Regions from separate parts of the Homo sapiens genome. Here region 2 is linked to region 1. A link is a loop called in an ENCODE intact Hi-C map of the cell type or tissue named here. Cell type or tissue: mammary epithelial cell. All regions are shown on one strand. Links, peaks and the distances in the headings refer to the core of each region. The heading gives the core; the rest is flanking DNA. Region 1 overlaps TMEM164 (transmembrane protein 164). Region 2 has its middle 130 kb from the start of CHRDL1.

Region 1 (15,619 bases), core at 6,263-8,762:
ACTGTTTCTCAGTGCTCTCACTGCCCCTTGCCCAAACCCCGACTTTAGTAGCATTCATTCTGTGCTGCATCATCCATCCCATACCAGACTGTTAGTTCTCTGAGAGAGGGGCTGTTTCTGAATTACCTCTTCACGTCCAGCACCTGGTACACAGTGGGCACTCCAAAAGTAATCACTGCTTGGGTGAATGAATGGTATAGACTTTCTGGAGAATCATAAAATTATAACTCTTTGCCTCAAAAATACTACTTTGCGGACCACCATCAAATACCTAAAAACTCCAACAAACCACCCTAATTTGCGCAAAGATATTTACACCTGCACTATCTATAATACTGAGAAACTGGAAACAAACCAAGTGGGGAGATAGTTACATAAACTATGGTACCTCAACATTGTGCAACAGAGTCCACTACCATTCAAATGACAGCCAAACTATGTATCTGTCTATGGCTGGTAATGGCAAGGACAAAAGACAAAACACCAGGCAGTACACAAATGGCAGAAAATACAGCTTAGTAGTTTAAAAACAAAGGCCTTGGGGCCATGTAGCCTTGGGTTTGAATCATGGCTCTGCCACTACCCATAGGAGTGACCTTGGGCAAATTGTGCTGCCCCTCTAAGCCTGTTTTCCTGCTGGTGGGCTGAGGGTAACATCTACCTCTAAGGGCTGGTGAGTGGAAAAAGAGAGATAAAAGTATATACGACAGCTATCCTGGCATGCAGATGGCTGCTGCTATTTTTTATCATGGCGACCACAACCATCCAAAATCTTATAAAAGACTAGAAGATGATGGGGCATCTTCTAAAGAGGTGATCTTCTCTATGAAGGAGGACTTCCACTATGGCTTCCATTGCCTTTCACTGTTACTGATTCTTTTCATTGAAAAGTTGATCAAGTATTCAATTTTTTTGAAAAAATAAAAAAAGAAAGTACTCTGAGAATAGATGATCCAGTCTACACAGATATATGCAAATTGTATGCAAACACATATCATTCTCTTTTCTGTATACCTGCATGTGGCCCTTGGGAAAATCCCAGTGAAAAACCAGTTTTCTTCTAAAAGAAAACAGAAACTTAAGCACTTTCAAAAAATTAAACATACAAAACCTTTTTCTCCTTTAAGAAAAAATGTGACATTTTTTGCTAGCATCTTATATCCCAGGAAGAGAGAAGCATGTCAGCTGTAAAGGTAGGGGAAAACCTAGATAATAGCTTTTTCTAAAATCAATTTCTGCCAGAAGCAAGTTTTATGAGTCCTGGGAAAGAAGTCAGTTGCACCAGCAGCAGCCAAGACTGATCCCCACAGGCCTCCCAGGGGCCCCTTTTCTCATCCTATAATCCCACCCATGAAGGACTTATACTAAGGAGATGAGACTGGGCAGTGTGACATCCCACTCTCTAATCTTCTTCCTGCTTCCTTCAACTCACTCACTTATTCATGGTACCCATTCACTCAACATCTACAGAGTCCACATTGGGAGTAAGACTCCATGCCAGACAGTGGAAAGAAGGAGGCAAAGATGGTGGTCCCCACTCTTGGGAACTACCTGCGTTTACAAGTGAATAATGCAATGGTGTAGTTAGGTAAGTGCATTAAGTAACAGGGACACTGAGGAAAAGTAGCTGGAGAAGATGACAGTTGAGGTGAGCTTTGCAGAACCAGAAGGGGTTAGGGTAGGGCCTTGAAGGAAGGAGAGGTTATAGCCTGAGAAAAGCTGTGGAGACATGAAACAGCATGCTGTTTGTGTGCAATTAGAAGGAGTTCTGCGTTACTGGAAAGGAGAGAACTTTGTGAGAAGGGACACATGTCAGGAGATGAAGCTGGAAAAACATGCAGGTGAGGCTGGGTCATGAAGAGCCTTGTTTGCCATGCTGGGAACTTGGCCTTTATCTTATATACAATGAGAAGCCACTAAAAGGTTTTAACAAGGAGAATAAAAAGGTCAAATTTATGTTTCAGCTACCTAGACTGCTCTAGCAGCAATGTGGACAATGGACTGGAGAGGGACAAGACTGATGACAAGTTCAAATGGTACTGCAGTGGCATAGAGGACTTGGCAATTTGTCAGACAGGAAGGAGACATCTAGACTAACTTCCAGGTCTATGGCTTCAGTAACTGAGAGGAGGTAATTTAGAGAAGAGATGAGCTCAGGTTGGAGCATGCCAGCACTGAATGCCTATCCACTACACCAGCAGATGTCTCCAATAGGCTGTTATGTCCAGGTCTAGTGCTCAGGAGAGGGAGATGGCCTGGAAACAGGACTTGGGGTATGGATAAGATCAATGAGAAAGAGTCCACAAAATGTGATAAAAGGCTGAAGGAGGAAGCCTGGAAAATAGCAACAGTTAAGTGGCTAGCAGAAGGAGAAAGATCCATGAGAAGTCAAGAATGAAGACAAAATTAAAGAGGCAATCGTAAAGCTAGGAGAGAGGTGTGCTGGAAGTCAAAAGAACATCAAGTTTCAAGAAGGAAAGGATCAATAATGTTAAGTGCTCTATTACTTGCACCAACCAATAAATAAGGTAGCCACTTGCCACATGTGGCTAATTACATTTAAATGAATTAAAATTAAGCAGAATTAAAACTTTGGTTCCTCAGTCACATCAGCCACATTTCATATACTCAGCAGTCACATGTGCCTGGTGGCCACCATATTGGACAGTGCAGAGATAGAGTATTCCCATCACCACAGAAAATTCCACTGGGAACACACTTCTCTATAGGGGTACAGTAAAGGCAAGCACTTCCACTGGGTTTGGCAACATGCCGATCACTAGTTAGTAATCTTTGCAATAGCCGTTTCAGGAAAGTAGCAATGCAAGAGCTGGATGAGGAAAGATGAAGAGTTCTCTATGTGTACAAGGTAAGGAAGGAAATTCCAGGAAAAGGGAACAGGATAGGCAACAATCACAGATAAATCATTAGCTCAATTCCTATGTTCTCAATCTCTTCTCTGAATGTTCCCTTCACCCTTTTGTTGTTACCCAACCTACCTCTCCTTGCCTGCTTCATCTGTGGCCCTCTAAAGTAGTGACTGATTTTTCTCCTTTGGCCCATGTAGGTAGAGTGAATAACTTCTTTCTTTTCATTGTAGTCCTAGACGAGTGGCCCTCCCTTCTCACTAAAATCCTACCACTACCATACTGTACCACCCGCTATCCTTCCCTTTCACAGTCATCTACAGACATATGGGTCATGGCCCTCATTCCTTTAGTACCTGGCTCACTACCACTCATCAGATTTCTTGTTAATTTCAACATGCATCTAGATGAACCTTCCAGCATCCTGGTCTGTCAGTTCCTCGGCCTCTTGTTCTCAATGACCCTGCTCTCTACCACATCTCAGCCACTCATTATCATGGTCGTGCCTGAGACCTTATAATTATGTATATCTGTAGCCCCTCCCTAATCTCCAAGTCAAGCATTCCCACTTCAACCACCACTTCTACCTTTCCAGCTCACTCCCGATAACCATGACCCCAATACTTCTTTGACCCCACTGGAATCTGTGATCCATTGGTCCTACCATCTTTTTACTGTCCCTCATGGCTCCCTTTTCTGTCCTTAAATTCCATGGCCCATGATTCTAATTATCCCTTGCATACGCCTTTGACTCCATTGTTCTTCTCATTATGGAATGATACTCAGCTGGAAAAAAAACCCAGCCCTGGTTGAATCCAAAGCTCCTCCTCTGCCTTGCTTGTCCCTCACAGCTGAATGTACTAGAGAAAAACAACAGCGCTGACTGTTCTCACTTCAAATTCGTGATCACAAACCTCAAGTGCATCTTTCATGTTGCCAGGCAATCATACTGTATTTCCCCAGTCCATTCACTCTGTCACGCTCCTAGGCCACAAATTAATATTTTCTCTCTTCTCGAATCTTTAATACTTCTATCCCATTTTCACTCTCAGATATTAACCTTGCTTCCCACTTCACAGAGGAAAAAAAGAATCAGACAAAAACTTCCATAAGCTTCCACAATCACATTTACCCATCTATCTGCATCAGTGCCCAGTATGGTCTTCCTTCACTCCCCTGCTCCCTGTCACCACAGATGAACTGCCCTGTGTCCTAGCCAAGGCCAGCATTTCCACTTGCATCCAGATTCCATCCCCTCTCCCCTACTCAACAGCATCACTCCAGTCACTGTTTCGTCATCTTATGTCAACAATTTCTTCCTCTCTACTGGATTAAGTCCATTAGTGTATAAACGGAAAGTACTTTAATAGCTCCCGTTCTAAAACCAACAAGTCAACACTTGACCTCACTTCCCCATCTGGCCACTACCTCACTCCTCTGCTCCCCTTTATAGCTAAATTCCTTGAAATAATTGTCTATGCCAGTGCTGTCCAATGTGGTAGTTACTAGTCACATGCAGCTGGTGGGCACTTGAAATGTGGTTAGTTTGAACTTGAGATGTGCTGTTATTATAAAATGTGCACTGGATTTCAAAGGAAATCCAGGAAAATATCCTGGTAATAATTTTTATATTGATTATATTGGAATGATAAAATACTGGATATACTGGGTTAAGTAAGATCTATTATTAAAATTAATGTCACCTGTTTCTCTTACCTGCTTTTAATGCGACTACTGGAACATTTGAAATTACATATGTGCCTCACATGTTTTTATTGGACAGCACTGGTATACTCCCTACCTAGAATTCCTCTCTCTTACTGTTCTCTCTTAAACTCACTCTTATCAGGCTTCCCTCCCTCCATCAAAACAGCTCCCATTAAGGTCACAAATGACTTTTTCATTGCTAAATCCAATGGCCAATTCTCAGGCCTCATCCTATGTGCCCTGAGGACAAAACAGGGTGAGGCTAGAGGCTGGGAAACCAGTTAGGTGGCTGTTGCAATAAACGAAGTCAGGGATGATCTGACCTGAACTAAAGTTGGAGTAGTGGAAATAAATTTGAGAAATGATCAGAAGGTCAAATTAATAGGATGTGGTCACTGATTGGATGGGGGCAGGGATAGGAATATAGACCAATGATTGGCTTTAGATTTTTGGCCTGGATAACAAATAGGTGATGGTATCACTGAAAAGGATGGGGAACATCAGAGAAGGTACAGGTTTGGGGATAGGGAAGAGAATGACAAGTTTGGTTCCTGACAACAATGTATTCCCATCTTTGGTACTCTTTAAATGAGATACCTCCATTTTTAGCCTTTGTAAGCTGTGGCTGCCTAAAAGATATCTCAGCATGGCACAACCCCAAGATGATCGTGAATATTTGATTCCCCATTCTTAGCCACTGAGTGTAGGCTCAAGTCAGGTTTCCCCTCATCCAGGCATTTGACCAAAAAAACCTATCCTCTATTCTGTTTACTGTACTTGGAAGTGGAGGATGTCCTGGGTTAAGTGTTCACAGGGAAGGTCCATCTTGTCAACCTCCCATCCTAAGAGGCTGGAGAGTCTACCCAGGCCATGCTTCACCCTGGAAGAGCCTAGTTGGGGCTGACTGGCCACCCAGCCTGTGGCTAAGGCAATTTAAAGACCCACCTTCATCCATGAGGATCAGAGAGGCAGCCCCCTGACAGTAGTACACAGGATGAGGGCCCTGAATTGGCAAAGAATCCAACAGGTGGACCTGACCTAGCAGAATATGCACTGAAGTCCAAGGACCCAGGTCCCAGCTTCTACTCTTACCTACTCTTACCAAGCTGCTGTGTGACCTTAGCTGTGTCTCTGCTGAGCTTTACGCAAGGGGGAGCCAACTCTTGGATCATCTGAGGCAACAAGGTTTCAACTCGTTCTGTATCAGAATCCGCTACAGCAGTGGCTTTCAAACTTGAGTGTGGGTCAAAATCAGAATCTCTAGGAGGGCTTCTTAAAATCCAGCTTGCTGGGCCCTACTTCAGAGTTTCTGATTAGAGTTTCTAGTAGATCTAGGGTGAGGCCTGGAATCTGGAATCTGAGAATTTTTATTAATAACAGGTTCCCTGGTTAGGCAGATACTACTATTCCAGGGACCACACTTTGAAAACAACTGTCCTAGGGAAGTTGTGGAAAATGCAGCTTCCTGGGCCCTGCCCCATAGAGTTGAATCCAGGAAGTCTGAGTGGGCCCTGGAATCTCCACTGTAGTAACAAGCGCTTCAGGATGATCCTGATGCTTGGGTCCTCCAACCATATAGGAGAAACACTGACTTAGAGGGAATCCTGGAGCTGGAAGATGAACCAAGAGACCTGGGAAAAGCTGCCAGTGAAGGGGACAGAGTCTGGCCAGGTGTGAGGAGCAGTGTCTCCTGGAAGGTGAGAAAATTAAGGCAGAAAACACTTGACTTAACCATTTGCTCCCACAAAGGACTCCTGAGCACCAATCACTTCTTCCTCAGCAGGGACAATCCAGTGGTCTTCAGAAACTCACCTACCCACCTGTTGCACAAGGCTCAGCCCTTCGCCAATCAGTCAAATCCCTCAGGTCCCCCCTCATCCACTAACCCTTTAGGAGCCTCAGGATTTACCAGAGTTCCTATACTTTCACCTGCCCTTACCTGACCAGTATAGTGGAGCAGGGAAGCCTCATGGAAGAGGGGAACTTCTCTAACATCCTAACACTAGCTAGATGGGAGGGGCAATGGGCTCAATGGTATGGAGGAGAAACAGGAAACTCAGCCTGGATACTGATGTCAGCATGACCTTGGGGCCAGTTTTTGAGCTGCCATTGGCCAAAGTACTTCCGCTTTAACTGGTCCCAGAAAGTAACTAGCACAGGAGGTCCAATCCTCATCCTCCAGAAGATGAGCTGAAAGCCCACTCAAGAGAGAGGTGGCCTGCCTAGAACAAACAACACTGAGGTTCTTAACCCCAGTTTCTTGAAATGTCCTCCAAAAACATCTGAATTGCCTGTATTTCAAAACAGCCTTCTCAGGCAGGCACGGTGGCTCACGCCTGTAATCCCAGCACTTCGGGATTCAAGGCCAGCCTTGGCAACACAGTGAAACCCCACCTCTCCTAAAATTACAACAATTAGCTGGGCATGGTGACGCATGCCTGTAATCCTAGCTATTCAGGAGGCTGAGGCATGAGAATCCCTTGAACCCAGGAGGTGGAGGTTGCAGTGAGCCAAGATCACACCACTACATTCCAGCCTGGGTGACGGAGCAAGACTCTGTCTCAAAACAAAAAAACAAAACAAAACAAAAAAACAACCTTATTACTGGGTGTCAAGCCTGAGGGTCACTGCTCAGCAATTCTGAAACAAGAGCTCCCTCTAGTGAAATAGAAAGGGATTTCCCAGCAGACTTGAAGCAGGCCCTCCACCCCACCCCCTGCACCCCAGCAGCCTGGGGAGACCAAAGGACTCCTTCTCAGAACAGTGTTTGAAATGCATAAAATAAAAGCCAAAGGAATTCAATTATATTAAAACACAGTTACCAAAATATTTTTAAAATTTTGTAATATACTAATTATGTTTCTTTATAAATACATTTAATCACAAGATCTAGCAGCAGGCCTAATAACTACCATCACTTTCAAAGCAGATGAGCATAAACACTATCCTGAGATGGCCGCTACTACTGAAATGTGATAGGAAGCCATCTGTGATTGCTACTGACAACAAAGACACAGGTAGGGCTAATACCACTGGTGCTTGTTGTCTGCGTTCATGTGCTACATTTCTGCTAGAGGTCAGTGAAAATAAAGATGTGACTTCCCCCCATTCAAGTGAATGAACCCCTTAAGATCCTATTTGTGAACCCCAGGTTAAGAACTGCTGCCGAAATGAAAACAAACACAACCAACCAATCGAAACACATCACAAGGATGAAGAGAGGGGAACTCCTGAGTTGTGTCACCAGCTGTAGGCAGGACCAAGCTGTGGGCCTAAAGCTGTGTGGGCACTTTCCTCCAACCACCTTGTGGCTGACTTCCTCCCAACCCATCCCACTAGAACCTCTGGAAGCCCACCACCACCACTGGCCTGGGGTGTTTATGATCAACCAATCTGTCTATACCTGCCACCTTTCCCCAGAATGTCCCTTTCACCTCCTCACCCTAAGGAACCCTGGCTGTCCACTGAGGGTGTGATTTCTTCCACTAACAGCTCTGAGAAGGCTGTTCTTTTTTAATCCTTCTATTCCTGCAGCAATTTTTTGTGGGGGAAGGGAAGTTGAAGATTCCTCTAGCCCTCCATTATTGCTTCTAGACGTTTACTCTTCCCTCGTTCTCTTTCAAGATTCAGTTCCTCCTCTTTGTCACTGTCACCTGTTGTTGGCCTCCAGGTCATTGAATTCACCTCAGATCAGTGTCACTTAGCTTACCACCTTCTTTTATACCTTTTCCTGATGGCATTCTGGGTGATTTTAACATCCATGCAGGCACCTCTTCCAATACCCTAACCTCGTGGCCTCCTGAACCTCCTCAACTCTACAGGTCTACTCCACCGCACTAACCACAACCTGCCTTCTGTCATCACTTTGAACTGCCCCGCCTCTGCTGGGATCATCTGACCACAACCTCCCGACAGTTCAGCTTTCATATCCTTATTCCTACTATGCGCATGCCCCTAGACCTCCTCGTGACCTGTGATCCCTTGATGCTCCTTACCTCCCTCCATAGAATTCCTCCTTGTTCCCCAGCTCTCTTCTAGCCTTTCTTCCACACCAGCTTGGACCCCATGGCCTCGAACTCTGACACCAGCACTCTCAACTCCCTGGTGGGAAGCAGAACTCTTCATCCCCCTCTCCCCACACTTCTATCTATCCCCTCACTAGATCATCCCCAAAGGGTGGCTTACTAAAGGTGAGAACCTAAAAAACTGCTCAAACCACATTTTATTAGATTAGTAGGCAGGGCCACAGTATATTGGCAAGCTGAAACCATACTAATAATAGCAAACAACTTATATACCACCATTACATGACAGGGACTGTTATAAGCACTTTATATATTAATACATTAAGTCATTTAATGCTAATTACAACCACATGAGGAAGTACTGTTATTATTTTTATTTTACAGATGAGAAAACTGAAGCTTGGAGAAGGTAAGGGAACTTGGCCAAAGTCACACAGCTAGTAAGGAGGAGAACCAGTATTTGAAACCAGGTAGTCTAGCTTTGTAATGGGCAGCATGTGTATTTCGTCGTGCACATCTCAGCAGAACCTGTCTCTCTGCATAGCCAGGCCTCTTCACTTTCCTCTCTAGCTTCTCAATGCCTTTGATAGGGTGGAAAGTATGGGGGGGCCTGTGCTACACATCTAGCCACATTATATTCTCTAGGTACAGAGTGGGAAGCTCACCTAGATGTTGAGAACAAAGCTGCAAGCTCTCGCCCAGCACTAAAGATACTGGATGCCTGCTCAGCTAATAATAAAGTGCTGCTCTGTCTCCCATTCTGCTATTGCTCCTTGGGTGACCTGTCCTTGGTCAGAAACCTGAAAGCAATACAGTGCGTTGCAGGATTACCAAAACTCTCCAGAACCCCTCAAACATCCCTCACTTTCTAGATTTTCAACAATACTGACCCTACTTACAAAGCCTCAACATTGGACGGATCCCTCCAGCCAGATGTCCTGCACCTCCACTTAGGCTGCTGAACCCCAAATGGGGTAACCGTACAAACCAGTGCCAGAAAAATCCACGGATTCTTCTTTCAGGAGGGCCCCACAGTGCCAGTCACCAACCTTCTAGAGCTATGTTGTCCAATAGCCACTAACCACATATGGCCATTTAAATTTCAATTCAGGTCAGGCAAAGTTGCTCTCACCTGTAATCCCAGCACTTTGGGAGGCTGAAGTGGGTGGATCATTTGAGGTCAGGAGTTTGAGACCAGCCTGGCCAACATGGTGAAACCCCATCTCTACTAAAAATATAAAAATTAGCCAAGCATGGTGGCATGTGCCTGTAGATCCAGCTACTCAGGAGGCTAAGGCAGGAGAATCGCTTAAACCCGGGAGGTCGAGGTTGCAGTGAGCCAAGATCTCGCCATTGCACTCCAGCCTGGACGGCAGGATGAGACTCCATCTCATCAATCAATCAATCAATCAATCAACCAACCAATCAATTTCAATTCAAATTAATTAACCTTAAAATCGAATGAGAAATCCAACTCTTCAGTCCCCCCAGGCACATTTCAACTGTTCAAAAGCCAAATGTAGCTAGTGGCTACCATGTGGAATAGAACAGATATAGGATATATTCATCATCACAGAGAATTCTATTGGACAGTGTTGAGAGAGTCTAGGCTTATCTCCTTCTTCCATTTCCCACAGCACTTATTTCTCTTGTCATTACCCTTCTCAATCCACCACCAAACCCCTGTCATTCTCAGCAGTTGTCATCAACTTGTAATTCATCCACTCCCCTTTCTCTCTGGTACCTTCAATGTTCCCTGGCTCTACTGGGCTTCAGTTTAGCATTTGAACATGCTCAGCCCTGGGGCAGAGAGAAAGGGAAAAGGAGGTGAAAAGGAGAGAAAGGGAGGGGGAGAAAGGAGGAGGAGAAACACCCTCCCTTGGCTCTGTAACACCCTTAACCCCTCCTTCCTTAATGCCCTTAACTTCTTCCCTGTAATTCCCACTTCTCTGAGGACCTGATTTTACTGTACCTCTTAGATCCAACATGGCTTGGCTAATACCACTTTGGGAAAAATTTCTACTGCCTTAGTTTTCAGGACAACCAGCCTCTCCTTCTATCACTGATCTTTCCTGCAATCTCCTTACACTCTTCTTCTTCTGTCTACTGTTTGCAAGTTGATGTTCCCCAAGGCTTTCTCTAAGTCCTATTTTATCCCTACCTACATAGTTACCCTGGACCAGCTCATTCATTCCAATGTTTTCATCTACTAGTTCTATAACCACTGATACTAAAGTCAGTGTCTAGTCCAGATTCCCCTGAACAGCTCCAGAATATTTTATCCTAATGCTTCCTGGGCATCTCAACCTAGATAGCCTATAAGCACCTCAAACTCAAGTAAAATCATCTTCCTCGCTGCTATGGTCTGAATGTTTATGTTCCTCTCCTCAGATTCATGTTGAAACCTAATGGTCAATGTGATGGTATTAAGCGGTGGAGCCTTTAGGAGCTGATTAGGTCATGAGGGTGGATCCCTCATGAATGAGATTAGTGCCCTTATAAAAGATGCCCAAGGAAGCCTGCTTGCCCCTTCCACGTGTGAGAACACAGTGAGAAGACCCCATCTAGGAGGAACAGGCCCTTACCAGACACTGAATCTTCTGGTACCTTGATCTGGACTTCCCAGCCTCCAGAACTGCGAGAAATACATTTATATTGTTTATAAGCTACTCAGTTGATAGCATTTTTGTTGTAGCAGGCCAAAAAGACTAAGACACTCTCTAAAACATGCTCCTTCCTTCTGCGCCCTCTTCTCAGTTAATGATACTCTATCCCACCCAGTCACTCAGGCCAAAATTCAGGGGCCTCACGGATTTTACCCGCATCCTTATTCCCATAGCACCTCAATTACAACAATTATTAATCAACATCTTTAATAAATAAAATAAATCAATATCCAATATTAATTATCTTAATCTCCCGAAAAGATGTGACTACTGCCACCTAGTGGCAAAATACAGACAACTAGAAATGGTGGTTACTGCATATTATAATAAAGTATAATAAAAGTACAAGGAGAAAGGCACATTAAGGAATACATGCCCTTGGCTGCCTAGGAAAGTCAGAGACACCTCCAGAGAGGAGGTAGTACCCTTGAGCTAACTTGCAAAGGAACACACGAAGTTTGCCAGGTTTCAAGTAGAATAGATAGTATGAGCCTGGACACAAAGCAAGGAAGGCTGGGCAAACCTGTCAGCAGATAAGTTTATTCAGAAAGTAAAGTAATGAGCTGGGCACAGTGGTATGTACCTGCAGTCTCAGCTGCTTGGGAAGCAGAGGCAGGAGGATCACTTGAGCCCAGGAGATCCAGGCTGCAGTGAGCTATGATTGCATTACTGCCCTCCAGCCTGGACAACATAGTAAGACCCCATCTCTAAAAAAACAAAACAAATAAAAACCAGAAGGTAAAGTGATAGAATCGGAGTCTAAGCAATGAGAAATGAGGCCAAAGAGATGGACAAGAATCAGACTGTGAATGGTCTTGAATGCTATGCAAAGAAGTTTGGTCTTCATCCTGGATGGGATTTTTAAGCAGCTGAGCAAAATCAGATCAGATTTCCTCTTTCCTTAAAATGGTCACTCTGGAGACTGTATAGAGGATAGCCTGGGTAGGAGGTAGGGGAAATCAGGGGGCAGGGAGAGGAGAGAGGAAGCAAAGTAGTCCTGGTAACAGAGGCTGAGAGCCCACAGTCGGACAGGGGTGGTGAGGATGAGGAGGAAGGGCCAAATTTGCAAACAATTTTGAGAATTTAAACTGTCAGAACTTCTGAACTGATTGGTAAATGGGAAGACGCAGAGGAAGAGATCTAGGATGTTGCCTACATTTTTTGCTTTGGTAGTGGATGGAGAGTAGAGCCACTAACCAAGACAGGAAACAGAGGAGGAAGACAAGCAGGATGAGAGAAGGGGTACAGAAATGAGGAGTCTAATTGTTATTTTTGAAGTACCTGTACTGCTTCTCAAGCCTGTGTTATCTCTATTGATGAAGAACACCAGGATCTATGGGGCAGGCAGAGCAAAAGAGCCCAAGGAGAAAGAACCAGAGAAGTAGGAGAACCAGGAGAAAGAGGTACCCTGGAGCTCAAAGGAGAAACAAGTGTCTCAAAGGAGGGAGGACCAGTAATGTTACATCCACTGACAAGCATGCTCTCAGTTCATGCAAGGTTCTGCGGCTTTAGAACACAGCAAGGCACAATCCTGACCTCTAGAGACGGCAGTCTAGTTGGAAGAAAGATGAATAATTAACACAAGGCAGAACAGTGGGTAATTAATAATTATACAAACCCAATACATAGTATTTACTATGTGCCAGTCATTGTTCTGTATACTCTTCATGTATCAGCTCAGTGAATCCTCATAACACCCTATGAGGTAGGTACTATTACTACCCTCATTTTGCAAGTGAGAAAACAGACACAGAGAGGTCAAGGTACTCGACCAAATGCCAGAACTAACTAGCAAGTGGGATAACTAGGATTTGTACCTACAGTCTGTCTGAATCCAGCGACTCCATGGACAGGCAGCATAGAGGCATCTCTGCCCACCTGGTTTCAAACACCAGTTTAAACTCTAGTGCAGGCCAGGCACAGTGGCTCATGCCTATAATCCCAGCACTTTGGGAGGCAGAGGCAGGCGGATCACTTGAGGCCAGGAGTTCCAGACCACCCTGGCCAACATGGTGAAACCCTATCTCTACAAAAAATGCAAAAACTAGCCGGGCGTGGCAGCATGTGACTGTACTTCTAGCTATTCTGGAGGCTGAGGTGCGAGAATTGATTGAACCCGAGAAGCAGAGGTTGCAGTGAGCCAAGATCAGGTCACTGCACTCCAGCCAGGGTGACACAGTGAGTATCTGTCTCAAAAAAATAAAAATAAAATAAACTCTAGTAAAGGGACTCCTAACCTTGGTGGTACTATGCACTCCTTGGGCAGTCTGGGGAAGTGTAAAGGCTCTCTCTCAGAATAAAGTATTTAAGTATACGAAATAGAATATATAGGATTATAAAAGAAAATAATCATGTTGAACTATAGTTATCAAAATGCTTTTAAAAGGCACATCTGTTTTTAAATTTTGAGGTAATGATGAATGCCAATGATTTTTTGAGATATCTGCAACAACTCTAACATAAGAGGAAAATAAGTGTAATTTACATTAACAACAGCATGCCAAGTGCTGCTAATGTAACTGTGGTTTGTTATCTACATTCCTTACTAAAGGATATACCACAAAGTCGGCCCTCCATATCTGCAAGTTCCGCATCTGTGGATTTGACCAACCACAGATCAAAAATATTTTTTAAAAATGAAAATAACAATAGTAAAAAAAAATACAAATAAAAAACAGTATAACAACTATGTATATAGCATTTACATTGTATTAGGTATTATGAGTAATCTAGAGATGATTTAAAGCAGGGATGTCCAATTTTTTGGCTTCCCTGGGCCACATGGGAAGGAGAATTGTCTTGGGCCACGCATAAAATACACTACTGATAGCTGATGAGCTGAAAAAAAATTTTTTTCAAATATAATGTTTTAAGAAAGTTTACAAATTTGTGTTGGGCCACATTCAAATCCATCCTAGGCCACAGGTTAGACAAGCTTCCTTTAAAGTATACAGGAGGATGTGTGTAGGTTAGATGCAAATACTACGTCATTTACATTAGGGACTTGAGCATCCTTGGATTTTGGTATTTGTGGTGGGGGAAGTCCTAGAACCAATTCCCCATGGATACCGAGAGATGACTGTATTTCAGTTGCAGTTAATGGACATAAAGATGTGATTATTTTTCTCATTCAAGGTCATGGGCCTCACGTGATGTACTCCCATAAGTCTAGTGGACACTGTGGGAATTAAATGAGATCAAGATCACACATGTAACAAACCCAGTGCCTAGTAAACATTAGCTTGTAAGATGTATAATAAATTATGTGCAATTTGCAGTACAGGAATACATCCCTGAATAGAAGGTCATTCATTCATTCATTCATCACCTACATACCAAGAAGAAATGAAAAATTCCTGTCCTCAGGGAGACCAGCATGTAAAGACTATACTGTGAGGATGACAAAAATGGGAGGAACAGAGGCAGCTGGCGGGAGCTGGGGTAGAATAGTTACAGAGGGCTTCTTGGAGAAAGTAACTACTGACATGAGTTTTGACAAATGAATGTTTCTAGGCCCACAGCTGGAGAAGAGCATTCCTGGCAGAAATCACAGCATTTTCAAAGGCACAGAGGCATGAAAATTGGATAAAATACTCAGGGAACCCCAAGGATTTGGGTATCACCACAGTGTACAGTATAAAGAAGGGAGTGTAAAGACATGAGGTTGGAGAAGGGGTTGGGTATCAGGTCATACGGTCTTGTGCACTGGGGAAGATGGGGGGCCACTGAAAGCTTCCAAATGACAAAGAGCTATGATCCTATTTGAGCTATAGAAGTAGCTCCAGGAATGGGCTTAGGGGGAGCAAAGGAGGCTGGCTGGAGAGAGATCACACAGAGCCAATTATCATCATTGAGGGAAGAGATGTGCAAGGCTTGGCCCAAGGTACTGGTCCTAGAGATGGTAAGGAGAGGATGAGTCTGAGAGATATTTAGGAGGTAAGAGCAGGAGGACCCAGTGATTTCTCCACACAGCAGCCAATATGATCTTCTCCACAAGCAGATTGGATCATGTTGGACTATTTAATAAACAGTGTGGGGACAAATGGGAAGCCAGCTGGAAATAAAGTTGGATCTTTATCTTGCACTGTATATCAGGATATATTCCAAGTGAATAAAAGACTTAAATGTAAAAAATAATAATAAAAGGAACTATAAACATACCAGAAGAAAATATGGGATATATATTTTTTATAACCTTGGAGTAGTAAAGGGCTTTCTAACCATGACTCTAAATTCAGATGCCATAAAAGATAAATTACATAGAAAGGTAAAAATTCAGCTGGGCAGGGTGACTCATGCCTGTAATCCCAGCACTTTGGGAGGCCGAAGTGGGCAGATCACGAGGTCAAGAGAT
Region 2 (15,619 bases), core at 5,203-7,702, 510 kb before region 1:
ACCCTTGAAGAAGATCAGAATATGACACCCCAAAATGTGACACTTTGGCAGAAGGATTATTTTGACCTGCAGGAAATTGAGAACCAACAGATGTAGAAACAGTTCTCTGCCTTCCCCTTATCTGCCTAAAAGCAGGGGGATGAATTTCCCTTTGAGAAAGGTGCTCCCCTAATATGGTTTGGGTTTGTGTCCCCACCCAAATCTCATGTCGAATTGTAATCCCCAATGTTGGAGGAGGGGCCTGGTGGGAAATGATTGGATCTTGGGGACAGATTTCCTCCTTGCTGTTCTTGTGATAGTGAATGACTTCTCATGATATCTGGTTGTTTAAAAGTGTGTAGCCCCCCCCCCCTCCTCTGTCTGTTCCTCCTGCTGTGGTCATGGAAGAGATGCCTGCTTCTCTTTTGCCTTCTACCATGATTGTAAGTTTCCTGAGACCTCCCCAGAAGCCATCATGCTTTCTGTACAGCCTGTGGAACCATATGCCAATTAAACCTCTTTTTTTGAATATAAATTACCTAGTTTCATGTATATCTTTATGGCAGTGCAAGAATGGACTAATACACCCCCATTCATACCAGGGAGAGAAGAGTGACTCTAATCATTGAAGATTGGAAGTCAACAACAAGAAGAGTTTGCAGAAACAGACTGCTATGGTTTGGATATGGTTTGGCCTCACCAAGTCTCATGTTGAAATTTGATCCCCAGTGTTGGAAGTGGGACCTAATGGGAGGTGTTTGGGTGATGGAACAGATGACTCATAAATGGCTTGGTGCTGTCCTTGTGGTAATGAGTGAGTTCTCACTCTTGGTTCCTTCGAGAACTGGTAGTTAAAAAGCCTGGCCTCTCCTCCTCTGTCTCTTGCTTCCTGTTTCACCATGTAATCTGCACACGCCAGCTTCCCTTCTTCCACCATGAGTGGAAGCTACTGGAAGCCCTCACCAGAAACGGTTGCTGGTGCCATGTTTTTTGTACAGCCTGCATAACCATGAACCAAATCAACCTCTTTTCTTTATAAATTACCCAACCTTAGGTATTCCTTTATAGCAACACAGACTAAGACACCAACCTTACCAAACTAGCCCTTACCCTCCATTAGTTCCCCTGTATATTTTCTAGTCACTTTCCTACATTTTATCCTCCCTTGAATCCCAAACCTTTCCTTTGTTAAAAGGATGTAAAGGCCCCAAGTGTAACCACTTGAGTTTCACTTCCTTTTTATGAATTTCTGTACATGTAAATATTAACAAAAATTGTGTGCCTTCCCTTCTATTAATCTGTGTTTTGTTAGTTTAATCCACAGGCTCCTAGTTACTGAACCTAAGAGAGTAGAGGAAAAGTTTTTCCTCCCCAACACCTACTTCCATGATGGGCTCTGCTAGAAAAAAAAAAAAAAAGTCCATTGACTGCCTGTATGGCTACACATATCACCACTGCTGCCAACTGTGCTATTCCTGGTAGGGGCTCTTTCTGCTGGTCTAGAGATGCCACCACAGTGGTGATGCTCTGGAATCCTCAGCGTTCCCAAATGGCACCAGATCCTGTGCACAAGTAGAGAGAGTACCCTCTTTCCTCCCAACCTGTGATGTTACACTTTATCACCTTACATGAAACCAGTTAACAAATAGTTCTTGAGTGTGTATTGTGTGCACCAAAGCAGGGTCTTCCTGTGTCCCAGAGTCTCACAGTTTTTTGTGCAAACAAGTCATTCAGATTCTACTTTTATCCCTTTTATCAGGGCTCGCTTGCCAGTATGCAGAGTCTGTGCTGAGTACAAGCCTCCAAGACAGACATATTACTGTTTTCCAAATTCCTCTTCTTTTGTGGGTACATGTACTGCTTCCATTCCCCTCTGAAATCCTCACATAATTTGACATCAAGGGGCCCACCCCACCAGCCTAGCAAACATGCCCAGACACCTTTGAAAGCTCCACATGGGAGAGGTAGCTTCTTGAATGCAGAGCTCCACCTACAGAACACTGTCCCCCAAATATTTCATATGCGTGTACAACTTTGTGCCTTTGTATATGCTCTTTCCACCACTACAGTGTTCTTTCTTCTTCTGTGACTGGCAAACTTCTACTCATCCTTCAAACATCACTGCCCCTGTGGAACCTTGCCTGCTCACCTCCTGGTTTGCCACCATGTTCCCTTTCTCCTTATATACTGTATCTTCCAACCATGGCAGGCAACTCCGGGATCCTGGAACTTACCACATTCTCAGGACTTCTGAGCCTTCATATACAGCTCCCTTTGCCTGGAATGTTTATTCCCTGATGTCTCTACTTAACAAACACCTACTAATTGTTAAAAGCTCATATTGCTCAGCTCTGAAAACTTGTCCACCTCCTTCAGGCAGGTTAGTTAGTTCTTCCCTACCCCATGCTTCCAGGAAATAATCACCAAAGTATTTTTCCTGTGCCAACCACTATAGTAATCAATTGACATTCATGTTTTTTCATTTAATCCTCACCATAGCCCTGTGTGGGAAGTATCATTATTGACCCTATTTTAGACTTGAGAACATTGAAGGCATTCACCTTTTACATGCCATTATATGTAAAAACATGAAATGTTTGCTCAGTCATGGTCTCCATGATTAGATTGGAAGGCTCTGAGAAGTTAGGGACCCAATGTCCAGCACGTCCAGACATTCAGTAAATATTTGCCAAGTGAAGAGTCCATCTGGTGAGATTCTTTCTCCATTTGGGAGAGCAAGCAGTTCAGGGAATACATAAATATGCAGAGGCTAGGCAGATTTTCAGGACATTTTCTCTGTACCCTACTCCAAAGAAAACTAATAAAACCTGTGTTAATAAGTACAAATGAAAAAAAGGTCTTATTTGCTTTGTAAACTGATTTGCCATAAGATGTCTTTCAAAATAAATGATAAATATTAGATTTATACATCGATTTTTCTAAATGCTTAAAGCAAAATGTCCTTGCATGTGTGGCATAGGCTTCACAGTAATACTAAGCTGTGAAGGATTTTTGCTAAGACTTCAATATTGTGGATAAGTAATATCTATATTTCTACATATGCTATCTATAATATATAATATTTATAATAGCTATAATATATATTACAGGCTGGACATGTTAGCTTATGCCTGTAAGGGAAACATAGTGGGACACCCATCTCTACCAAAAATTTAAAAAATAGCTGAGCATGGTGCACATGCCTATAGTCCCAGCTACTCAGAAGACTGAAGCAGAAGGATCACTTGAACCCAGGAGTTCAAGGCTGCAGTTATCTATGATCATGCCGATCATGCCACTGCACTCCAACCTGGGTGACAGAGCAAGCTCCTGTTTCATATATATATATATATATATATATATATATATATATATAAATATATATATAAATATATATATATATAAAACAATACTTATATATCTTTATATCTTTCTCTCTGTGTGTATGAATACTTACGCTCCAACGTGGTGTGTATGGAGCCTTCACAAAATGGCCCACACAAGAGACCCAATGCCTGACTTCAAGTTAATGTAGACAGAAGGAATTCTAAATTGCCTCCCAGTATAAGCAGTCCCCAATGTAAGAATAACATATTGGCCAAAAGTTTAGAATTCAGTATGCATTTTCTTATTGAAATATCATTCTATTTGATCCTCAGATTCCCAGGCCAGTCCACACAAGTCTCTTGAACCCTGAATGTAGCCAAGTTATATATAGTACTAATTAGTACCCGCTTAAGCTCCATCCTGGGGGCAGGGGCAGGTGGTGAGGAGAGGAGTGAGCAGGGAGTTTCCTCTCACTTTTCTGGATGGGATGGATGGGAGGGAGGCAAGGCACAGGTCCTAGGCAAAACCTCAAAGAAGACAAAGTTTGTACTTGACAGCTTCCTCTCTCCATGTCATCATGCACTCTCTGGATTCTCAGTGCCCTCATTCCTCCCTTCAGATCCAGCTATCCCACCTGCCTTGTTCCACAAAGAACCTCAGGCTCCGCCATTAACCACCTCACACAACAATCAAAACCTAAATCCCTCCAGGGCAGCTGTCTGGCATTAGGAAGGAAGCAACTTAAGTGAAATAAATGATAATTGCTTAACCCTCAGATACCTTTTCACTTTTAAATACTTTATTATTCTTTATTACCCTCAAAATGCATTCCCCAATTACAAAAATAAAGGCAGAGGGCTAAAGTGAGTGAAAACCTTCTGGCAGTGGAAGCAATAGAAGGGAGTTTTGGGAATGAGAGGGATGAGATTTTGGGTGATGATAGAAGTAGGCAGCACCAACTAAATAGGCCATACCTGTCCTTCCTAAGCATCTGTAATGTAATCCAGGCCTTCTCCCCTTACAAAGAGTGCTAATGTTATTCCTGCTCTTCCGACTTTCTCTTTCTTTCACTTCTGAACCTGCTACTTCTCTAAAATGCCAGGGGTTTGGGTTTATTGTGAGATGTAGCAGCTTGCATGGCAGCCAGAGGCCCTGGTGAGGAGGAAGGGGCTGATGGTCTACACGTGTTCCTGAAAACTGTCTGTGCCATTGTCCTCTGGCATTCACGTGGGCGTTGCCATAGGAGGGAGCAGCTCAGAGAGGAATTCTGAAGCTCTGGAATGCATCCGCATAGGGAGCCCTCTTCCTCAAGAGGTAAGTGGGGGAGGGGAAGGAAACGCTGCAGAAGGGCATTGGCCCTTTTCAGTCCTTCAATAAACCTGTTTACCTCTGTTCAACTTATCACCAAAATTAATAACAAAATAACTTTGGGGTCAAAACTATTGAGAGGTTCACTCCAATCAGGGAATCAGGAGAAGACAGAGTTAATACACGCAAACAATTCGTATTTCTTGTTTCCTACATCTCTTAATCTTCGTTCCCTCATCTGTAAAATAAGGATAAGAATAATCTCTATCCCATAGGTTTCTTGTCAGGCTTAAATGAGTTAATAAAGTGTTCATGAGAGTGACTGATGTATAAATGCACAGTAAATGCCTTTTAAAAAAATTAGACCAGGTGTGATAGCTTATGCTTGTAATCCCAGCAATTTGGGAGGCCAAGGCAGGAAAATCACTTAGAGACCAGCCTGGGCAACATAGCAAAACCCCATCTCTAAAAAAGTTAAAAATAAATTAGCTGTGTATGGTGGCACATGTCTGTAGTCCCAGCTACTTGGAGGCTGAGGCAGGAGGATCACTTGAGCCCAGAAGTTCAAGGCTGCAGTGATCATGCCCACTGCACTCCAGCCTGAAGGACGGAACAAGACGCTGTCTCTAAAAAAATAATAATAAATAAAAATAAATTTAAAAAACTAGGTGAACACTTTGTTCATGATCTCTAGTAGTTAAAAGAAAAAGGAAAGCAGTCTCAGGCTGGGTTAACTTCAATCAGACAGTGGAACTTAAGCACGTCTTTGAAGGAAGTGCCAACCTGAGATGGCCAACTAGGAGAAGCCTTTTGGGGGGTCCTGGTATAAAACAGAAGAGGAGACTGTCCCTGCAGAGCTTCAGCCAAAACTTAGTAAGAAGAAGAACCTGACTTTAGTGCCAAAGAGAGGAGGAAAAATCTACACACTAGAAATTGGGAGTTGTGGCTGTTGCATTTAGTTTTACTCACATGACTACAAGGTGGGAAAACTGGTTAACCACACTTTTTTTCCAAAAAAAAAAAATGATCTTGGGGTTGTTTTTGACCATAATTTCAATAAAAACCCACAATATAACACGTGACATGGTTATTTCCAATGTTCATTTACTCATAGGCTATAATAACAGAAGGGCTTTCATTCATTCATCAGCTATTTACGGACCACATACAGTGGGCCAAGCACAACACTTGCTTCTGGGGTTCCAATGGTGAACAAGATAGATGCAGTATCTGCCCACATGGAGGTTACAGTCTACTAAGGAATACAGACACTAGACAAGTTATAACACGTGTGATGGGTAGTATGAAAGGGCGAGTCCAAGGTGCTGTGACTAAGTCATGGGGACTTGTCCTCATCATGGAGAGACAAGGAAGACCTTCCAGAGGAAATGACACTGAAGGTGAGACTTAAAGAAGAGTTAGGAGATGGGGTTCCATACCATATTTTGTTTGAAAACAGTGTTTCACTGCCTTAAAAGAGTTAGAACACCATTGGACTAAAGCGTTGATTCTTCAGGTAACTTCTGTTATAACATAGGTGCCCCTGGTAGAGACAGCTGGTAACCCCTATAAATATTTCCCTATAAATAAATTCCACCAAGGAAAATAAAAAGCACAGCCTTAGGGGGTTAGAGCACAAGACAGGAACATTTTGATAGAGGGAAGGGATATAAATCTGAAGTATTACCTGAAAAGTCAGGCTTAAATATGGCTCTCCAAGGGGAGATGAGGGAATCACTTAGGTGCTGGGGTGGGGGCAGTGGTATACCAAAGTGAGAAGTATTTTATCAATGACTGTTTAGAATTGCCAGCATGTGGTTATAATAAAAGTCTGACCAACTTTAGTCAGTTTTAATATTGTTTTTAAATTATTCATAAACAATGCACCTGCTTATTGACTGAACCCTGTTGGAGCACTCTCCACCACCCCCCACCACCACCCTGCATGCCACTAGATGGCAGTCACACAGAAGTTGGAGAAAGGCAAACACTAGTAGTATTCAGCCCAGTTTTCCGGAGCCCTTTGCTCTGCAATTCTAAGAAAATCAGCTCTCTGGAGTACCTCTTGGGATATGGCCTCTTCTCAAACAGCTGAAGTCATTATTGTACACTTGCCGTGTTTGTGCAGGGGAAAGTAGCCACTTATGGCCCTGAACTCATGTCAGGCAGAGGGGAGAATTTAGGCAACTATCTGGTTGTCAGGCAACCAAAAACCCCTTCTGCAAGGACTAACTGATTGTTTTCTCAAATGTCCCTTTTGCTTTGGTTAGTGGAGACCTAGTCTGAGTATGATTACTCTCCTGGATCTGAAACAAAGGCATAATCACATGGGGTAGGATTGGAAAGGACCAGATATTAACCCCAAGCCACAGACAAGGGGATGTCTGGAGCAAGACAACAGGCTTGAGAATGCTCTGATGCAATGCAGTGGGTAAGGAGGAGGGTGTTTGGGTGAAAGGAAAAGGTCAGTTTGCATTTGAAGTCAAAACTGTGGCCTATGGGATGCCCTGAAGTTTCGGAAACTGAGGACAAGCTCCAAGAATATTGAGACATTCTGGCAAGTTTGGAGAGGGAACCCCTCCAGAAAAACACAGACAATTCGAGCTGATTGAATGGCTTTGGATACAAAATGGGACTCTGTGTTGGATGAGAGGGGAAAGTTTGTCAGCAAGTATAGGCGAAGGAGGTTCTGGGACAGAGCAAAAGGAAGGGAGGACCTCAAAAGTAAAGGAATTCTAAACGTCTTTTCAAGATTGTAGTCTGCTAAAGTTTTGGGGTAGATATGACTATCTCCTTGTCCTCCCAACAAACTAAGAAGTAGACAAATTTGGTCTTGGCCACATATTTTGCTGTCCCCTCCTACCTTTTAGCTCCCATCTCTGGTGCTCAGCGCCCTCTTTTTTCCCTTGGAGTGTTTTCCAACATTGGTAGAAGTTGGAGAACATTTGGGGTTTGGCTCTTTGGAGTGGTACTAACCAAGCAATAATTCATCTATCAAAGTTTGACTACTATTATAAGTATAAAAACTGTCGAATTCCTGAAGCACACATGGCACCCAAAAGACTAATTCTAACCCACTAGACCTGCTTGGAGCCATTGCTGATCCCCACTCTGCTTTTAGGATGAAAGTGTTCAATGCCCTACCCTGAAGCAAGCTGATTAATTCAGGCTAATGTGTTAATGACTGCTAATACGTTGATGCCCTACTAAATGAAACATTTGTACCCTATGAAGAAAGGTCTTTGTTTAATTTAGTGGTTCCTAAACATTTTGGGTCCATATAACTTATTTTATCAATCAAAACTATCTGATTATCCCATGACAGTAGTTGCACTCCTAGTGTCTGCTGATTGAGAAAATATATAATGAAAAAGGTTACTATATAATAAAAAAGTTACATATGCAGAAGATTTTTTTCCTTTATTAATCACAACAGTACCCATGTATGATTGAGAAATAGTAGCAAACGTGTGTAAGATATATTTAATCAAAATAAAAGCCTCGTTCACAAGCTGATTTGCAGGTTTCTCACATAACTCCTTGGCTCCCCAGAGTGTTGTGGCCCCAGATTAAGAACCACTGTCTGAACGAGAACAAAAATGATTGAAGCAGAAACTTTAAATCTCTTTTAAAGCTTCATACTGAAGATACTTTAATGTCAGGAGGGTAGGATAGAGCCTCTCCCCAGTACCTCACAGATGTATTTTCTGTAGGAGGTCTGGGCAGGGCTAGTTAATAGCTAACAAAATAAAAATAAAGTAATGTTCCTGTTTCAGGGAGCCACCCTAAGTGCTCATGTGAATAACTTCCACAGAGACCAATGAAGCTGGTGGAACATTCAGGGTTTAACTTTTGGAAGTAGAGATTGCCAAACAATAGGCCATTCATTAAAGTTTGGCTACCATCACAAATACAAAAGAATCAATTTCCCCAAACAGGGCTAATGGAGAAAACCCACACAACTCTGTGAATATACAAAAACCCGCTTAATTGAACACTTTGAAGGGGTAAATTGTATGACATATGAATTATGCTCAATAAAAGTGTTATTTTAAAAACAAAATGAGTATCATCAGGAGCACTTAGTTCAACACACTTGCCAATATTAAGTTCCCCATATCTGAGCACCTTGTACCTCCAATATCCAGGGCCTGTGAATTTAGGCTATCCTCAGCTCCGCAGAAGGTTGACTCTTACTGATATTGTCTATCTGCCTTTGTATATTCTGAGAGGAGATGATGATGATGAAAAACATCAGATAGTAAAGGAGAGTGGAGGGGTTAAAACACCAACACTGAAATCAGTCAGCCTGGTTCCCTGTCCTTGCTGTGTGACTTTGGGTATGTCAATGCATCTCTGTGAGCTTCATATTTTAAATCAATGTGTTTTATCACATTGCTTGCTCCTGCCTCCTGACATTGCTTTATATAGAAGTGTTTTCTTTCATCTCTGAATATTTGAATATTTTCTAGATATCTTTGTTATTGAATTTTAATTTATTCTATGAATATCATTGAATGATTTCTATTCCTTTAAATGTCTTCTTTTTTGCTACTTTATCTATATCTATATAGTTTTCATTTTAGATTCAGGGGTACATATGCAGGTCCCACAATATGCCCTCTCTTGGGTATATGTGTTCCATATACACTTGGAAAGAATGCATATTCTCCTGTTGTTGGGTGAAGTTTTTTACAAATGAAAGTTAGGTCAAGTGGTTGATAGTGCTGTTTTGGTTTTCTGTATTTTTTTTTATTTTTATATTTTATTTATTTATTTATTTTATTATACTTTAAGTCCTAGGGTACATGTGCACAACATGCAGGTTTGTTACATAGGTATACATGTGCCATGTTGGTTTGCTGCACCCATCAACTCATCATTTACATTAGGCATTTCTCCTAATGCCATCCCTCCCCCAGCCCCCCACCACCTGACAGGCCCTGGTGTGTGATGATTCCTGCCCTGTGTCCATGTGTTCTCGTTGTTCAACTCCCACCTATGAGTGAGAACATGTGGTGTTTGGTTTTCTGTCCTTGTGATAGTTTGCTTCGAATGATAGTTTCCAGCTTCATCCATGTCCCTGCAAAGGACATGAACTCATCCTTTTTATGGCTGCATAGTATTCCATGGTGTATATGTGCCACATTTTCTTAATCCAGTCTATCATTGATGGACATTTGGGTTGGTTCCAAGTCTTTGCTATTGTGAATAGTGCCACAATAAACATATGTGTGCATGTGTCTTTATAGTAGCATGATTTATAATCCTTTGGGTATATACTCAGTAATGGGATTGCTGGGTCAAATGGTATTTCTAGTTCTAGATCCTTGAGGAATCACCACACTGTCTTCCACAATGGTTGAACTAATTTACACTCCCACCAACAGTGTAAAAGTGTTCCTATTTCTCCACATCCTTTCCAGCATCTGTTGTTTCCTGACTTTTTAATGATTGCCATTCTAACTGGCATGAGATGGTATTTCATTGTGGTTTTGATTTGCATTTCTCAGACGACCAGTGATGATGAGGGTTTTTTTCATATGTTTGTTGGCTGCATAAATGTCTTCTTTTGAGAAGTGTCTGTTCATATCCTTCACCCACTTTTTGATGGGGTTGTTTATTTTTTTCTTGTAAATTTGTTTAAGTTCTTTGTAGATTCTGGATATTAGCCCTTTGTCAGACGGGTAGATTGCAAAGATTTTCTCCCGTTCTGTAGGTTACCTGTTCACTCTGATGGTAGTTTCTTTAACTGTGCAGAAGCCCTTTAGTTTAATTAGATCTCATTTGTCTATTTTGGCTTTTGTTGATGTTGTTTTTGGTGTTTTAGTCATGAAGTCTTTGCCCATGCCTATGTCCTGAATGGTGTTGCCTAGGTTTTCTTCTAGGGTTTTTATAGTGTTGGGTCTTACATTTAAGTCTTTAATCCATCTTGAGTTAGTTTTTGTATATGATGTAAGGAAGGGATCCAGTTTCAGCTTTCTACATATGGCTAGCCAGTTTTCCCAGCACCATTTATTAAATAGGGAATCATTTTCCCATTTCCTGTTTTTGTCAGGTTTGTCAAAGATCAGATGGTTGTAGATGTGTGGTGGTATTTCTGAGGCCTCTGTTCTATTCCACTGGTCTATATATCTGTTTTGATACTAGTACCATTCTGTTTTGGTTACTGTAGCCTTGTAGTATACGTTGAAGTCAGGTAGCATGATGCCTCCAGCTTTGTCCTTTTTGCTTAGGATTGTCTTGGCTTTGCAGGCTCTTTTTTGGTTCTATATGAACTTTAAAGCAGTTTTATCCAATTCTGTGAAGAAAGTCAGGGGTAGATTGATGGGGATAGCATTGAATCAATAATTTACCTTGGGCAGTATGGCCATTTTCAACATATAGATTCTTCCTATCCAAGAGCATGGAATGTTCTACCATTTATTTATGTCCTCTTTTATTTCCTTGAGCAGTGGTTTGTAGTTCTCCTTGAAGAGGTCCTTCATATCCCCTGTTAGTTGGATTCCTAGGTATTTTATTCTCTTTGTAGTAATTGTGAATGGGAGTTCACTCATGATTTTGTTCTCTGTTTGTCTGGTATTGGTGTATAGGAATGCTTGTGATTTTTGCACATTGATTTTGTATCCTGAGACTTTGCTGAAGTTGCTTATCAGTTTAAGGAGATTTTGGGCTGAGATGATGAAGTTTTCTAAATATACAATTATGTCATCTGCAAACAGAGACAGTTTGACTTCCTCATTTCCTAATTGAATACCCTTTATTTCTTTCTCCTGCCTGATTGCCCCAGCCAGAACTCCCAACACTATGTTGAATAGGAGTGGTGAGAGAGGGCATCCTTGTCTTATGCCAGTTTTCAAAGAGAATGCTTCCAGTTTTTGCCCATTCAGTATGATATTGGCTGAGGGTTTGTCATAAATAGCTCTTATTATTTTGAGCTACGTTCCATCAATACCTAGTTTATTGAGAGTTTTTAGCATGAAAGCCTGTTGAATTTTGTCAAAGGCCTTTTCTGCATCTATTGAGATAATCATGTGGGTTTTGTCATTGGCTCTGTTTATGTGATGGATTACGTTTACTGATTTGTGTGTGTTGAACCAGCCTTTCATCCCAGGGATGGAGCTGACTTGATCATGTTGGATAAGCTTTTTGATGTGCTACTGGATTCAGTTTGCCAGTATTTTATTGAGGATTTTCGCATCAAAGTTCATCAAGGATATTGGCCTAAAATTCTCTTTTTTTGTTGTGTCTCTACCAGGCTTTGGTATCAGGATGGTTCTAGCCTCATAAAATGAGTTAGGGAGGATTCCCTCTTTTTGTATTGATTGAAATATTTTCAGAAGGAATAGTACCAGCTCCTCTTCGTACCTCTGGTAGAATTCGGCTGTGAATCCATCTGGTCCTGGACTATTGTTGTTGGTAGGCTATTACTTATTGCCTCAATTTCAGAGCCTGTTATTGGTCTATTCAGGGATTCAACTTCTTCCTGGTTTAGTCTTGGGAGGGTGTATTTGTCCAGAAATTTATCAATTTCTTCTAGATTTTCTAGTTTATTTGCATAGAGGTGTTCATAGTATTCGCTGATGATAGTTTGCATTTCTGTGGGTTTGGTGGTGAGATCCCCTTTATCATTTTTTATTGCGTCTATTTGATTCTTCTCTGCTTTCTTCTTTATTAGTCTAGCTAGTGGTCTATCAATTTTTTTGATCTTTTCAAAAAACCAGCTCCTGGATTCATTGATTTTTTGAAGGGTTTTTTGCGTCTCTTATTTCCTTCAGTTCTGCTCTGATCTTAGTTATTTCTTGCCTTCTGCTCACTTTTGAATTTGTTTGCTCTTGCTTCTCTAATTCTTTTAGTTTGGATGTTAGGGAGTTGATTTTAGATCTTTCCTGCTTTCTCTTGTGGGCATTTAGTGCTATAAATTTCCCTCTACACACTGCTTTAAATGTGTCCCAGAGATTCTGGTGCATTGTGTCTTTGTTCTCATTGGTTTCAAAGAACATCTTTAATTCTGCCTTCATTTTGTTATTTACCCAGTAGTCATTCAGGAGCAGGTTGTTCAGTTTCCATGTAGTTGTGCAGTTTTGAGTGTGTTTCTTAATCCTGAGTTCTAATTTGATTGTACTGTGGTCTGAGAGACAGTTTGTTGTAATTTCTGTTCTTTTACATTTGCTGAGGAGTGTTTTACTACAAATTACGTGGTCAATTTTAGAATAAGTGCAATGTGGTGCTGAGAAGAATGTATATTCTGTTGATTTGGTGTGGAGAGTTCTGTAGATGTCTGTTAGGTCTACTTGGTGCAGAGCTGAGATCAATTCCTGGATATCCTTGTCAACCATCTGTCTCATTGATCTGTCTAATATTCACAGTGGAGTGTTAAAGTCTCCCATTATTATTGTGTGGGAGTCTAAGTCTCTTTGTAGGACTCTAAGGACTTGCTTTATGAATCTGGGTGCTCCTGTATTGGGTGCATATATATTTAGGATAGTTAGCTCTTCTTGTTTAATTGATCTCTTTACCATTATGTAATGGCCTTCTTTGTCTCTTTTGATCTTTGTTGGTTTAAAGTCTGTTTTATCAGAGACCAGGATTGCAACCCCTGAGTTTTTTCTTTCCATTTGCTTGGTGAATATTCCTCCATCCCTTTATTTTGAGCCTATGTGCATCTTTGCATGTGAGATAGGTCTCCTGAATACAGCACACCAATGGGTCTTGACTCATTATCCAGTTTGCCAGTCTGTGTCTTTTAATTGGGGCATTTAGCCCATTTACATTTAAGGTTAATATTGTTATGTTTGAATTTGATCCTGTCATTATGATGTTTGCCGGCTGTTTTGCCCATTAGTTGATGCAGTTTCTTTATAGGGTCAATGTTCTGTACCATTTGGCATGTTTTTGCAGTGGCTGGTACCTGTTGTTCCTTTCCATGTTTAGTGCTTCCTTCAGGAGCTCTTGTAAGGCAAGCCTGGTGGTGACAAAATCTCTCAGCATTTGCTTATCTGTAAAGGATTTTATTTCCCCTTCACTTATGAAGCTTAGTTTGGCTGGATATGAGATTCTGGGTTGAAAATTCTTTTCTTTAAGAATGTTGAATTTGGCCCCCATTCTCTTCTGGCTTGTAGAGTTTCTGCCAAGAGTTCCGCTGTTAGTCTGATGGGCTTCCCTTTGTGGGTAACCTGACCTTTCTTTCTGGCTGCCCTTAACATTTTTTCCTTCATTTCAACCTTGGTGAATCTGACAATTATGTGTCTTGGGGTTGCTCTTCTCGAGGAGTATCTTTGTGGTGTTCTCTGTATTTCCTGAATTTGAATGTTGGCTTGCCTTGCTAGTTTAGGGAAGCTCTCTTGGATAATATCTTGAAGAGTGTTTTCTAACTTGGTTCCATTCTCCTCATCACTTTCCAGTACACCAATCAAACGTATATTTGATCTTTTCACATAGTCGCATATTTCTTGGAGGCTTTGTTCATTTCCTTTCACTCTTTTTTCTCTAATCTTGTCTTCTTGCTTTATTTCATTAGTTTGATCTTCAATCACTGATATCCTTTCTTCCACTTGATCGAATCAGCTAGTGAAGCTTGTGCATGCATCACGAAGTTCTCGTGCTGTGGTTTTCAGCTCCATCAGGTCATTTAAGGTCTTCTCTGCACTGTTCATTCTAGTTAGCCATTCGTCTAACTTTTTTCAAGATTTTAGCTTCCTTGTGATGGGTTAGAACATGCTCCTTTAGCTCAGTGAAGTTTGTTATTACCGACCTTCTGAAGCCTACTTCTGTCAACTTGTCAAACACATTCTCCAGCCAGTTGTGTTCCCTTGGTGGCGAGGAGCTGCAATCCTTTGGAGGAGAAGAGGTGCTCGGTTTTTTGGAATTTTCAGCTTTTCTCCTCTGGTTTCTCCCCATCTTTGTGGTTTTATCTACCTTTGGTCTTTGATGTTGTTGACCTACAGATGGGATTTTGGTGTGGATGTCCTTTTGTTGATGTTGATGCTATTCCTTTCTGTTTGTTACTTTTCCTTCTAACAGTCAGACCCCTCAGCTGCAGGTCTGTTGGAGTTTGCTGGAGGTCCACTCCAGACCCTATTTGCCTGGGTAACACCAGCAGAGGCTGCAGAACAGCATATATTGCTGCCTAATCCTTCCTCCGGAAGCTTCATCCCAGAGGGGCACCCGCTTGTTTGAGGTGTCTGTCAGCCCCTACTGGGAGGTGTTTCCCAGTCAGGCTACATGGGGGTCAGGGACCCACTTGAGGAGGCAGTCTATCCATTCTCAGAGCTCAAATGCAGTGGTGAGAGAACCACTGCTCTCTTCAGAGCTGTCAGACAGGGACGTTTAAGTCTGCAGAAGCTGTCTGCTGCCTTTTGTTCTACTATGCATTGCCCCCAGAAGTGGAATCTATAGAGCCAGTAGGCCTTGCTGAGCTGTGGTGGGCTCTGCCAAGTTTGTGCTTCCAGGTCTCTTTGTTTACACTGTAAGCTACTCAAGCCTCAGCAATGGTGGACACCCCTCCCCCCACTAATCTGCAGCATTGCAGATCGATCTCAGACTGCTGTGCTAGCAGTGAGCAACGTGTGGGCGTGGGACTCGCCGAGCCAGGCACACAAGGGTATCTCCTGCTCTGCCAGTTGCTAAGACTGCAGAAAAAGCACAATAATTGGTCAGGAGTGTACCGTTCTCCAGGTACAGTCTATCACAGCTTCCCTTGGCTGGGAAAGGGATATTTCCAGACCCCTTGCACTTCCTGGGTGAGACCACGCCCTGCCCTGCTTCAGCTTGCCCTCTGTGGGCTGCACCCACTGTCCAACCACTCCCAATGAGATAAACCAGGTACCTCAGTTGGAAATGCAGGAATCACCCGTCTTCGGCATCAGTCTCGCTGGGAACTGCAGACTGGAACTGTTCCTATTCGGCCATCTTGGAAATGCCCTCCAGTCTTCTGTATCTTTAATGACATTCAGTATACTTGTTCTATCAGTTACTGAGAGAGGAATATTGAAGTTTCCAAAAA

What was found. Hi-C counts contacts between places; a loop is a spot of excess contacts. Peaks named below come from ENCODE experiments on the same cell type or tissue, not always from the same donor. Only the 100,000 strongest peaks of a DNase experiment are listed, where the experiment ranks them.
Region 2: a loop joins it to region 1, with 8 times the contacts of the local background. A loop is called at or near these places in 1 of 110 quality-filtered maps.

What each region holds. Positions count from the first base shown.
Region 1 is chrX:110,152,277-110,167,895 of GRCh38, reverse strand. The region is part of intron 5 of TMEM164 (transmembrane protein 164); the gene reads right to left. Among named protein-coding and RNA genes, the nearest start is that of SNORD96B, 65 kb to the left of the region's middle. RefSeq lists an enhancer at 6,768-7,301. In mammary epithelial cell, for the core only: a CTCF peak has its summit at 7,239 (motif pointing left); a DNase peak (open chromatin) is centred at 6,965; H3K27ac peaks cover 601 bases.
Region 2 is chrX:110,656,817-110,672,435 of GRCh38, reverse strand. No RefSeq gene overlaps it. Among named protein-coding and RNA genes, the nearest start is that of CHRDL1, 130 kb to the left of the region's middle. RefSeq lists an enhancer at 3,406-4,171. In mammary epithelial cell, for the core only: a CTCF peak has its summit at 6,565 (motif pointing right); no DNase peak of the experiment used is centred there.